Linked DNA regions of Homo sapiens: region 1 is linked to region 2. The links are chromatin contacts, found by Hi-C or POLR2A ChIA-PET in ENCODE. All regions are on one chromosome and are shown on one strand. The core of a region is the stretch at or near the end of the contact, and the rest is flanking DNA. Distances in the headings are between cores, read along the strand shown.

Region 1 (6,769 bases), core at 4,130-6,629, 180 kb after region 2:
TCCTTCCCATCTCAGCTTCCCAAGTAAATACAGGCACATGTCACCACACCCGGCTCATTTTTAAAACTTTTTAATAGAGATGGGGTCTCACTATGTTGCCCAGGCTAGTCTTGAACTCTTGGCCTCAATTAATTCTCCTGCCTCAGCCTCCCAATATGTTGGAATTACAGGTATAAGCCACTGTGCCCAGCCTTGTCTTTCTCCAGAGGCTGTCACCCCCATAGCCTATTGTTACCCAGGTACTAGAGTGATCTTTCAAAAAGTAAATCAGATTATGCTGCTCCTTTTCTTAGAACCCTCCTCACTCTGATTAAAGAATTCCACTGTGGCCTCCAAGACCCTAAAAGGGCTGCTCCCTTGTTATTTGTCTCTAATTTATCAAGCACCCGCTTCCTTCTGCACTCACTGCTCTCCACACACACTGGCCCCAGGTTTACAACCTTCTCCCAGGCAGCTCCCACACACTGCCCCTTTGCTAGTCTCAGAACACCCCCAGCATGCCACCATCTCAGGGCCTTCTTGTTGGATCTCCTGTGCCCGGAGCTTCCTCCCTCCAAGACACACACTCTCCACCATTTCTGCAGTACCTAACTGCCTTATTTCTTCAAATGCCTTTCCCTAAATCTCCCCAGGTCACCACACGCAGCTCTCTTACTCTGCTCTGTTTTTTTCCACGTCATTTCTTTTTTTAAATTTTCTTTTTTTTTTTCAATCTCCAATGTGACAGTATCCATAGCATTTCTTATCCTTCAAAATATATATCAATTTGCTTATTTCCCAATTGTCTGTCTCTCTCCCTGTTAGAATATAAGCTTCATGAAGGCAGGGACTATCTGATTCCTGCTATACCCTTAGGGTCTAGAATGTTGCCTAGTTCATAGTAACTACTCAAAAAATATTTGTTGCATAATTAAATGAATGAATAAATGAATATGGATGCATACAGCATTCTCTATTGTCTGAGAGTTTATAAGGAGGTCATTACCAGTCACTCAAAGAAATATTGTAGAGGCAGCAACCTTAATGGAAATCAGTCAGAAGCCTTGAAGGAAATGACTGATTTTATCAATGTTCTTCATTTTAATAAAAAAGAAAAGTTTAAGATTTACTAAGGTCTGACTGAAGGCTTTCTTAAGCTTAGTCAGAGATGTCCATGGTACAATTTAAGGGGCACATTATGGAATCACCTGCCCAAACCAACTATTTTCTGTGGTCCATCATAATGTCTAAACTTCTCAGTATTTATTATTTTATTTATTTTACAAATATGCCAGGCCCTATTCTAAGAAGTTGGGATATAGCAATCAACAAGTCAACATCCTGTCCTCATGGAACTTACGTTCTAGTTGGGAACAGACAATAAAGGAAGAAACACATGTATAGCAAGCACCAGGTGGTAAGAAAAGCCAGGAGAAAACTGACAACAGGCAAGGGAGAGGTGGAGGTAGAGATGGGTCTGTGTGGCTTTTAAGACCACAGCTAGGGAAGCCAGTGTTAAGGAGGTCCAGATGAGGCATGGGAGGAAGCTATGCAGACAGCGTTCAAGTTGCTTTGAAGTCATCTCCAGGTAGGGGAGTGATGGTGACCTCTGGCTGTCTAGGAGATGCAGCCTAGGCATCCGCCATACTCTTGGAGTTTGTGTGTTTTTGTTTGTTTTTGAGACAAGATCTCACTCTGTCACTCAGGCTGGAGTGCAATGGTGCAAACACGGCTTACTGCAGCCTCAACTTCCCAGGCTCAAGAGATCTTCCTACCTCAGCCCCCCAAGTAGCTGGGACTATAGGCCATCACCACCACGCCCAGCTAATTTTTGTATTTTTTGTAGAGATGGGGTTTTGCCACGTTGCCCAGGCTGGTCTCGAACTCCTGGGCTCAAGCGATCTGCCTGTCTCGGCCTCCCAAAGTGCTGGGATTACAGACGTGAGACACCACATCTGGCCCGAGTTTGTGTTTTTAGCCTAATTTCTGTGTACGATGTTTTATTCGATGTAAAAATGTAGCCTAAATTCTGTGTACAATGTTTATGATATTATAGTGCGCTTTTTAGGTTTAAAATAATGTGCTATAGCCATATATAGGCTATGCGAATTTGAGGTTGCTTCTACATGTATCTCAAAATCATGAGGTTGCTTGCTGCCATGCCATTCATTGGTCAGGTGCCAATCACTAATGGTAAGGAGCTGGGGATTGCACCACAGTCAATAGTCAGAGGCTACACAGCTTTTTGTTGTTGTTGTTGTTAAAATAAAAATGAAAACGAAAGACAAGGTGAGTGAGTATATAGCTAGAATTTTTATTTCTCTCTACCTCCAATTTGTCAAGACTTTGGGTTGTAGCATTCCAGTTTATTGGAAACAACCTTGGTTTCAATTATGTTTACCCAAAGCCAAATTCAAGTCAGTTTTCAGGATGTTTGATTTTTCTCCTGTTGATTGGGTTAATTTTATGTTTTCTGCATAGTTGTTTTGTGAAAAAAAAATTGTGTAGGAGCTATAACTATCATATAACTATCAAATGTCTTCGTTGTAATGTTTTTCATCCACTAACTGTGTGACTTGAAACAAGCCCTATGACCATTCTGTTTCACTTACACAACCTGTGAAATGAGGATAATATCTGACATGTATCCTCTTTCAGAAATTCTCTGAAAGCATACTTTATGCTGATAGAGGAAAAATGACACATTGCATTTAAAGCCTTATTAATCCTCTCATCTGAGGATAATTTTCATGTCTCTATATGCCTCAGTAGGTAGCCTAAGATTATGGGAAAAAAGGAAATGTTGAACTATTTTGTGTACAATTTCTAGGAAGGAAGTGCATTTTTTAAAAAATATTTATTCATTTATTTATTTATTTATTTATTTATTTATTTATTTTTAGACAGTTCTTACTCTGTCACCCAGCCTGGAGTCTAGTGGTGGGATCTCGGCTCACTGCAACCTCTGCCTCCCGGGTTCAAGCAGTTCTCCTGCCTCGGCCTCCCGAGTAGCTGGGAATACAGGCGGTGCGCCACTATGCCTGGCTAAGTTTTGTATTTTTAGCAGAGATGGGGTTTTGCCACATTGGCCAGGCTGGTCTCAAACTCCTCAACTCAAGTGATCCACCCGCTTCAGCCTAGGAAGTGCATTCTTCTCTTGACTTTTCTCTTTATGTGCTGAATACAGTAGACCATTTCACTGGGGCCACCTGGTACCACGAGGTGACCTATGGACAAAGACAGTGGCCTGACTGAAGGTTTCTCAGGACCAGATGGGTAGGAATCTGCCCACTTTCCCTGGACTGCTTTCTTCAGGTCATCTTTCATGTGAGAGAAAAGTAGATTTCTTTTTTTTTTTTTTTTTTTTTTTTTTGAGACAGAGTCTTGCTCTGTTGCCCAGGCTGGAGGGCAGTGGCATGATCTCAGCTCACTGCAACTCCCACCTCCCAGGGTTCAAATTACTCTCCTGCTTCAGCCTCCTGAGTAGCTGGGATTACAGGCGTGTCCCACCATGCCCAGCAACATTTTTGTGTTTTTAGAAGAGATGGGGTTTCACCATGTTGGCCGGGCTGGTCTCGAATTTCTGGCTTCAAGTGCCCACCTCAGCCTCTCAAAGTGCTGGGATTATAGGCGTGAGCCACTGTGCCCAGCTTGAGAGAGAAGTAGATTTCTTTTTTGTGTAAGCTGCAGTCATTTTGGATTTTCTACCATGGGCAGCCAAACCTAACCTTCACTAATGCACACCTGTGATTTGAAAGTGTTTGGGTGCTCTTAGAAGCCACCATTTATGTCTTCTCGTTTTACTTCTTCAATAATCCTATAAAGTGCAAGGAATAAGAATTGTCATTCCTGCCGGGCGCGGTGGCTCACGCCTGTAATCCCAGCACTTTGGGAGGCCGAGGCGGGCGGATCACGAGGTTAGGAGTTTGAGACCAGCCTGGCCAGCATGGTGAAACCCCATTTCTACTAAAAATACAAAAAATTAGCCGGGCATGGTGGCGCATGCCTGTAGTCCCAGCTACTCGGGAGGCTGAGGCAGGAGTATTGCTTGAACCCAGGAGGCAGAGGTTGCAGTGAGCCAAGATCGCGCCATTGTACTCCAGCCTGGGTGACAGAGAGAGATTCCGTCTGACAAAAAAAAAAAAAAAAAAAAAAAAAGAATTGTCATTCCCATTCTCCAGTCAAAGAAACTGACCTTGTAAGATGTCGAGTGACTTGCATGTGGTCAATTAGCAAGTAGAGAAGCTGGAACAAATAGAGGCGTATTATCTCTTTAAAACAAATCACACATATGCTTACACTCAAACATGGTGCACAGGCTTTGGAGTAAGATAGACCTGACTTCACATTTTTGTGTCTCATTCCTGTAGCTTTAAGCAAATTACCTACTTTTTCTGATCTTCATTTCCTTATCTGCAAGATGGTAAACAACATCTCTAGCGATTAAGAATTCCAAATGAGATAATGTTGGTGGTCCTGCTCCAGGGTGTGGTATATAGTAGATACTTAGTAAATAGAGCTCTATTGTCAGCAGAGGCTTATCCTTCTAAAGATTATTTATACTGTGACACAAAAAGGGTAAAAAAAAAAAAAAGGAAGAAAAAAAAAAACATTATTCAAATATGGAAGTAAAATGGAGTGTAAACGAGAGCCTAGAAAGGATGTTTCAGCTTGAAGTTCTGCGTCCATAAGGAATTTGAAATATTTTGATAACTTTCTGGTTTTAAAGACCAGATTAGGCTGGGCATGGTAGCTCACACCTTTAATCCCAGCACTGTATGAGGCTGAGCAAGGCAGGTTGATTGCTTGAGTCCAGGAGTTTGAGACCATGCTGGACAGCATGGCAAAACCCCATCTCTACCCAAAGACAAAATCAAAAATTAGCCAGGTGTGGGGACGTGTACCTGTAGTTGCAGCTACTTGGGAGGCTGTGGTGGGAGGATCCCTTGAACCCAGGAGGCCACGGCAGCAGTGAGCTGTGATGACTCCACTGCACTCCAGCCTGGGTGACAGAGTCATACCCCGTGTCCAAAACAAAAGAAGAGTGAGAATAAGAATAATAAGAAGAAAAAGACCAAATTAGTGGGCCTGGATGAACATGTTTTTCGAACCCCTGGAACATCCTAAACGTATTTCTTTCTATCTGTATTTGCCATTAAATGTCACAGAAAAATAATCTTTGCTTTTAAGCCCCTCATGAAGCTCAAGAAGACGAGAAAGTAGCCATTCCAAAGAAATTTTATTTCATTTATTTTATTCTATTTATTTATTTATTTTTCACATGGAGTCTCCCTCTGTTACCCAGGCTGGAGTGCAGTGGTGCACACGCCTCACACTGTGACACAGCGGGAGAGCCCAGAGCGACAGCTGTTGGAATGACTGCACTCTTCCTGCTCAAGTCTGACCTTTCCAAGGTAGGATTTGATTACAACTAGCAATATGGAATTACAAGCAGGGAGAGGTGCCGAGACCACAAGACATCAGGAGACTAAAATAGCAAGGTGGTGAGGCAATCTGCCTTTTATTCCCCTTTCAAGCTATGAGAAGTAGGCAAATGATGCGGCTGAACAATGCCTCCTTGACTTCAGGATATAAAAACTACTTTCATGAGCTTCAAGTCAGGGTAAGTGGGGAAAATGACAATAAAAGTAAATTTAAAAAACCACATTTAAACCCAGTCAACTTAGGATATTTTGTAGTACAAGCGCCAATCTATATGGTTCCTCTGAGATGCCCACATCGCAGGAAGCCTCAAATTTAACTACCAGAAATATTCTGAGAAAATAAAATAAGAAATTCTAAGCTTATAAACGCTTTTGTATGTGCTATTTTAGGTAGTTTTCAGTATGAGTCATTTATCTCCTCCCACAACCGAACTTCAATCATGTTTCAGCTTATTCTAATTAGTTTCTCATTATCTTTTAAATTATTATTTATTTCTGCATGTATTCCTTCCTCAATTTTTAAAAATGTATTATTAAATTTATTGTTGGTAACTCTTTTTCTCAGAAACTCTAAGTTTCAAGAATTTCTCTTATTGTTATTATTATGTTTTGAGACAGAGTCTTGCTCTGTCACCCATGCTGCAGTGCAGTGGTGCAATCTTGGCTCACTGCAACCTCCATGTCCCCAGTTCAAGCGATTCTCGTGCCTCAGCCTCCCGAATAGCTGAGATTACAGGCGTGTGCCAACACACCCAGCTAATTTTTCTATTTTTAGTAGAGACACGGTTTTGAACTCCCGGCCTCAAGTAATCCGCCCACCTTGGCCTCCCAAAGTGCTGGGATTACAGGCATGAGCCACTGTGCCTGGCCAAGAGTTTCCTATATGATGCAGTCATGCTCTGAAAAGGATAAGCAATAATCTAATATGCAATATACAATGCAATAATAATATATGCTTGTATATGTATAATATTTTATAACTACAAAGACTTTCACATATATTATCTCATTTAATCCTGAACACACAATAGCATCCAACCCTCCTCCTTTTCCTCCTGAGCACAGTGTTAAATGTTCCCTATGCAATGTCTCTAGAGATGAAAGAGTCAGGAGAGAAAGACATTAAGGAATATATTTGGATATATTAGGGGACCATGAAAGGTAGTTGAACCAACACTGCATAACCTAGGCATGAGCAGTCCCAGGAGGAGTGGCTTCTCTGCTGTTTATTTCTACTATCTGGTATTGGGCAAGTTAGAACCTCTTCAGACCTCTGTTTGCTCATAGGCAAAATTAACACATACCTGCCCTGACTCCCCGACAGAGCTACCATGAGAATCAAATTA
Region 2 (5,953 bases), core at 434-2,933:
AAGGACTAGGGCTTTTTATTTTTTAAGGAATATAGTGATTTAGGTAAAGAGAGGTTGGGGGCATTTGGGAGTTGTATGTCTTATTTTGTTTTGTCTCTACAGTATTTTCTTGGAGAAGTCTTTTTTTGTTTTGTTTTTTGAGACGGAGTGTCACAGTGGTACCATCTTGGCTCACTGCTACCCCCACCTTCTGGGTTCAAGCAATTTTCTAGCCTCAGCCTCCCAAGTAGCTGGGACTTCAGGCACATGTCACCATGCCCAGCTAATTTTTGTGTTTTTGGTAGAGATGGGGTTTCACCATGTTGGCCAGACTGGTCTCAAATTTGTGACCTCAAATGATCCACCTGCCTCGGGCTCCCAGATAGCTGGGATTACAGGCATGAGCCACCACTCCCAGCCTTGGAGAATTATATGTTATAGAGTCAGGAGTTTTGTAAAATTATGTTGGCAAGTAGAAATGAATAAATATAATTTTTTTATGTTTGTTATTTTGTCCTATAAATTTTTTTGTTATAAATTAATTGTCTGGTTGTATTTATAAGATTAATGATTGTTTATATAGATAAGAAGGCTTTTTTTTTTTTTTTAAGGAAGATTGGTAATTTTGAGTTGTAGGAGTAAGGAATGAGTATTGGGCCTAGTGTGTATATTTGTCTATTTATTGGAAAATACGTTTTGGATTGTATTTATTTTTTATTTACTGTGATTTGGTTTTTTATATTTAATATAATATTTTAATAAGACTACTATAAGGATAGTATAGGTTGTGTATAATAGTATATATTTAATAGTATTAAAGTGAGTTGTAGATTGGAAAATGTGATAATGACTTAATAAAGTTAGAATATCAATTTGTACATTTTAAGATGAATTGTGTGTTTTTGTATTTACATGTATTAGAGTTTTTTTATGGAAAGTAATTTTGTACTATGCAAGAGACATAGGGGACCCTGTGCTCTATTTTGTTTTGTTGTTAAAGTATCTTTTGGAGAGCTGTATGTTGTCACAGAGTCAGGAGCTTTGTGAAGTTACTTTGTTGGCAAGCAGAAATGAGTAAACATAGCTTTTCATGTTTGTTATTTTGTCTTACACAAAGATGCCATCTCCTTACCTAACCTAAGATGTGACTCTAATAGATAAAATGATAAGGAACATAAACTAAGACAAGAGATCTCTTGGGATGTCTTCAGATCATGAGGGCTAAACATGACTCAGACCGGAAGGTTAGTGTTTACCAAGACCCTTCTTACAGCTGGGGAAAATGAAGGCAAATTAAGTTTAGCCTAAGCTAAAACAGGAGCAACTTGGTTATGGTAAAAAGAGATATTGCCCTATGGGAAGGGCTACTACAAGAATTCTTTCCATACTTAAACTTCAGTAGCAATCTGACAAGTTTTTAAGTGGAGTCTGAATGTAAAACATTCAGAGAGAACCCTTGGTCAGTAGCAGGATAGAGGTTGCAATAAACACAGAGAACTAGTGGCATTTCAAGGAACAGTGAGGAGACAGGTCTGGTTGAAGCAGAAGCTCTTTTGTGAGATCAGTAGAAAATACGCCTGGAGAAAAAGCCTGTTTAAAACTAAACATCTTTTCCAAGGGTAAAACATAAAATCCTTGAAATTAGGCTTTCTAATGGGCAAAGAGATGTCTTCAACCATTTTATGATGAGAAATACATTGGTTCATCCTCAGAGGTCTCTGAACAAAAAGGGGAACACATGTGAAGGTAGTCATGAGGGAGCCTCTGTGAATCATAAGGAGAACTGATTGCAAAACCAGAAGCCAGCAGAAACAAAACAATTCATAAAATTACAGAGGCGGTATTCGGAAGTTCTAAATACTTTTTTTTCCATCTCAGAAATGCTTGGTATCCTAATAATATTTTCTTTGTGATACGTTTTCTATACTCTTAGTAATTTTCCCTGGTCTTGATCTCATCATTAAAGAGGATGAAACCAACACCAGGAAATGTCCATAAGCAGGAAACCACATTTTTATTCCATCACTCATAAAGCATCATTCATAATAATCAGTGTCAGTTTAGCTATAGCAACAGATGCTAACATACACATAGTAAGAGCCTACAAAGGCTCTTTTAAATGTCAGTTTAATTTAAACCTTAACCTCAGATTTTTTCCACAGATACAGTGAGAAACCACAAAGATCCTCCTGTCCTAATGCTCCCTCCATACTCTGCAATAAAAGTTCTTGTTTTGGAAATAGAGAAACCTGTCTGAATCAGCAGTCTTGGCTTGCTGTGTCCTCCATGACCACACCACATGTTCCATACCTTTAGCCTTCATAGGGGCTGGAAAAAACTCTGTCTCCCTTGTCTACCCATTTTCACTGTGGAGTTCGGCTGCACATTTCAGGTGGAAAGGAGGTAGTGTACTAAAATTGCAAAGTATTTCTTTTAATTGGCAATGAATTTAAACAATATTCATTGATTCTTCCACTATGAACAAGCTAGTGTTCCCTGGGGGATAAACAGATGAATAATTGGATAAGCCTTTACTACTCAGGAAGTGTATAGTCTAGAGGAGTGCAGTCCAATAGGAATAGAATATAAACCACAGACACAATGTAAATGTTCTAATGGACACATTAAGTGAAGTAAAAAGAAACATGAAATTAATTTCAAACATATACTTTATTTAACTCAATGTACCCCCAACATTATCATTCTAAATTGTACTTAATATAAAATTATTAATGAAATATTTTATATTCTCTTTTTTTTTCCATACTGTGTTTAAAATCTGGTATGTATTTTACATCTAAAGTACATCTCGATTCAGACTAGCCACAATTCAGGTGCTCAATAGTCACATGTAGCTGGTGGCTACCACATCAGACCCTATAGGTCTCATATGTAGCAGAGAAAAAGACATACAGAGGCTGAGGCGAGCGGATCACTTGAGCACAGGAGTTCAAGACCAGCCTGGGCGACACAGTGAGACCTCTGTCTCTACAAAAAATAAAAAAGTAGCTATGTGGCCTGGTGCAGTGGTTCATGCTTGTAATCCCAGCACTTTGGGAGGCTGAGGCGGGTGGATCACATGAGATCAAGAGTTCAAGACCAGCCTTACCAACATGGTGAAACCCCATCTCTACTAAAAAAATACAAAAATTAGCTGGGCGTGGTGGCAGGCACTTGTAATCCCACTACTCAGGAGGCTGAGGCAGGAGGATTGTTTGAACCCGTGAGGGGGAGGTTACAGTGAGCCGAGACCACGCCATTGCACTCCAGCCTGGGCAACAAGAGCAAAGCTCCTTCTCAAAAAAAAAAAAAAAAAAAAAAAATTAGCTATGCATGTTGGCATACATCTGTAGTCCTAGCTACTCAGGAGGCTGAGGTGGGAGGATTGTTTGAGCGCAGGAGTTCGAGGCTGCACTGAGCTATGATCTTGCCACTACACTCCAGCCTGAGTGACACAGCAAGACCCTGCCTCTAAAAAAAAAAGAAAAGAAAAGAAAAGAAAAGAAAAAGACTTGTTGGAGCCTACTCCCACTCTGTGGAGTGTACTTTTGTTTCAATAAATCTGTGATTTTCTGTCAAAAAAAAAAAACAAAGACAAATGACAGCAATACAAGCTCCATTTGGTTTGGGATGAGGAGGACATTTTCCATGGAAGAGATGGCACTTGAAATTAATGTTCCAAATAATGGTTGTGAGTTGAGCAAGCAGAGACAGAAAAAATGAAGAGTGTAGTTCACAGTGAAGGACCCGTAGAAGCAATAACTTAGGGGAGGAAAATGGCAGGGCGCTGCAGCTCTGTTCAATACATGGAGCTTCTCATTGTGCCTCAGATAATGACAGAACTTCTTAAGGAGGCCTGCGAAGTCCTAGCTAGTTTATTTTCTACTTTGCTGTTCAAACATATTCCCTATTTTCAGGCTCTCTGCTTGAGCCACAGAAGTCTCTGGGCCACCTCCTATAAACTACTCATGTCTTCCCACCCAGGGCTTTACATGTGCAGGGCCCTGCCTGGAACTTATCTGGTTTGGCCCATCATTGTTTCTAGCACCTAGCAGAGGGCTCAGCACATATTCAGTCCTCAAAAAATATATTGAAGTGAATGGATGAGTGATTTGAGAGGCAGGTAGGGAAGAAGATGATGAGAAGGCAGGAAAGGTTGCTTGAGGGCTTGTTGCTGAGGGCCTTGGGTGCCACATTAAGGGTTTGCAATGAATTCAGTGAGCAAACCAGGTCCATGCCTCTAATCTACATCTTAATAGGACTTGCATATTAGATACTGAGCTGCAGCTCAGCCACGTGTGGGATGATTTGGAGTGAAAGGTAGGCAGTGAAGCGCCCTGTTAGGAGCCCTCTGAAGGAGTCCAGAGGAGAATCAATCAGGCCTCCTTACTGTAGCAGAGCGGTGGATGTAGGCATTAGTTACACACTTAAAATAAAAATTACAGGAGGCTGTTGAACTAAGCTCCTGCACTAGGCCCCAACAGACCGGACTAAAAATCAAAATGGAGTCACCTATGCTACAGTTCCACATCAGCAAACCCAAACTAAGTTGTTATCTGACCTTACGAGAAATCCAAAGAGAGATAACAGCCAATATCCCACACAGCCCAGTTTCAGTCTTCAGTTGGCATGATAATAAAGCCTTCTTTGCTTTGATCCTTATGCAAGAAAAGTGGCCTAAAGACACCTAATGTTAATCAGTTGTTTTTCTATTGTTCTGTCTCCCTGTTCTGCCTCACAAGGAAAGTAGCCTTAAAATGACGAATAACTCTTTGTTCTTTGTTTCTTTCTTCAGGCCTCCTCTGTCTATATAAAGCTAATCCCCTTTGCTTAGCTGATTGGAACACTTATTCTATTTTATGGGATGAACTGTTGCCTGATTCTAAAATTGCAATAAAGCCAACTGAAATCTTTAAACTACATTTGTGGCCAGGCACGATGGGTCACGCCTGTAATCCAACAACTTTGGGAGGCCAAGACAGGCAGATCACTTGAGGTCAGGAGTTCGAGACCAGCCTGACCAACATGGTGAAACTCCGTCTCTACTAAAAATACACATACAAAAAATAGCCAGGCATGGTGGCACGTGCTTTTAATCCCAGCTATTCAGGAGGCTGAGGGACAAGCCTTGAACCCAGGAGGCGGAGGTTACAGTGAACTGAGATCACACCGTTGCACTCCAACCTGGGTGACAGAGCAAGACTCTCTCTCAAAAAAAAAAAAAACACTAGATTTTTTGAAATTTTGTTTTTTGACACATATTATGGCAAGACAACAAATCATTTTGTAGAAATTGTACACTCTTAGAGGTGAAGCAAACTTTTGCCATTTTATAGACAAAGAAAGTGAGACTCGTTTTACAGATGAGGAAAGTGACACCCAGAGAAGTTCCTTTAGTGAAACCTCAAAGACTTCATTACTCTGCACAAATGGAATTTGTTTTGAAATGAAGCCCAGGGGGCCGGGCGCGGTGGCTCATGCCTGTAATCCCAAAACTCTGGGAGGCCGAGGCGGGTGGATCACCTGAAGTCAGGAGTTCAAGACCAGCCTGGCCAACATGGTGAAACCCCGTCTCTGCTAAAAATACAAAAACTAGCTGGGGGTGGTGGCTGGCGCCTGTAATCCCAGCTACTCGGGAGGCTGACGCAGGAGAATAGCTTGAACCCAGGAGGCAGAGGCTGCAGTGAGCCGAGATTGCGCCACTGCACTCCAGCCTGGGTGACAAAGTGAGACTGTCTCAAAAAAAAAGAAAATGAAGCCCAGGAATAGGTTATATGTTCTAGGAGAAGGAATTATTTTACAAACATTAGATTAAGTAGATACAGAAAAGTGAGAGAAAAAGATGAAAAGGATCCAAAATGCATTTGAATAGGAAAGAAATGGCTGTAAAAAGCTTTTGGCAGTAGACATGACTGACCTTAAAACACTTAAGCTAGTCACTTACTCTATCAAGAATTCTGACTTGAACAGTCAC

What was found. Hi-C counts contacts between places; a loop is a spot of excess contacts on that map. ChIA-PET counts read pairs that join two places held with the same protein, here RNA polymerase II (POLR2A). Pooled maps may share reads with other maps.
Region 1: a pooled map shows a loop between it and region 2 (2.3-fold over the local background). The contact joins two enhancer-like sites. A Hi-C loop is called at or near these places in 2 of 50 pooled maps. POLR2A ChIA-PET finds 5 or more read pairs at or near these places in 4 of 52 experiments (Caco-2, OCI-LY7, Panc1 and 1 more).

What each region holds. Positions count from the first base shown.
Region 1 is chr6:134,459,457-134,466,225 of GRCh38, forward strand. The region is part of intron 2 of CT69 (cancer/testis associated transcript 69); the gene reads right to left. It overlaps LINC01010 (long intergenic non-protein coding RNA 1010), which reads left to right. Exons shown (of 3, transcript NR_038217.1): 2 at 5,285-5,393. Among named protein-coding and RNA genes, the nearest start is that of CT69, 16 kb to the right of the region's middle. Within about 2 kb of position 5,380, at least 3 of the 41 ENCODE cell types and tissues checked have a DNase peak (open chromatin) inside an H3K27ac peak, as active enhancers do.
Region 2 is chr6:134,286,873-134,292,825 of GRCh38, forward strand. All of the region lies in intron 1 of SGK1 (serum/glucocorticoid regulated kinase 1), which reads right to left. Among named protein-coding and RNA genes, the nearest start is that of SGK1, 28 kb to the right of the region's middle. Within about 2 kb of position 1,684, at least 8 of the 41 ENCODE cell types and tissues checked have a DNase peak (open chromatin) inside an H3K27ac peak, as active enhancers do.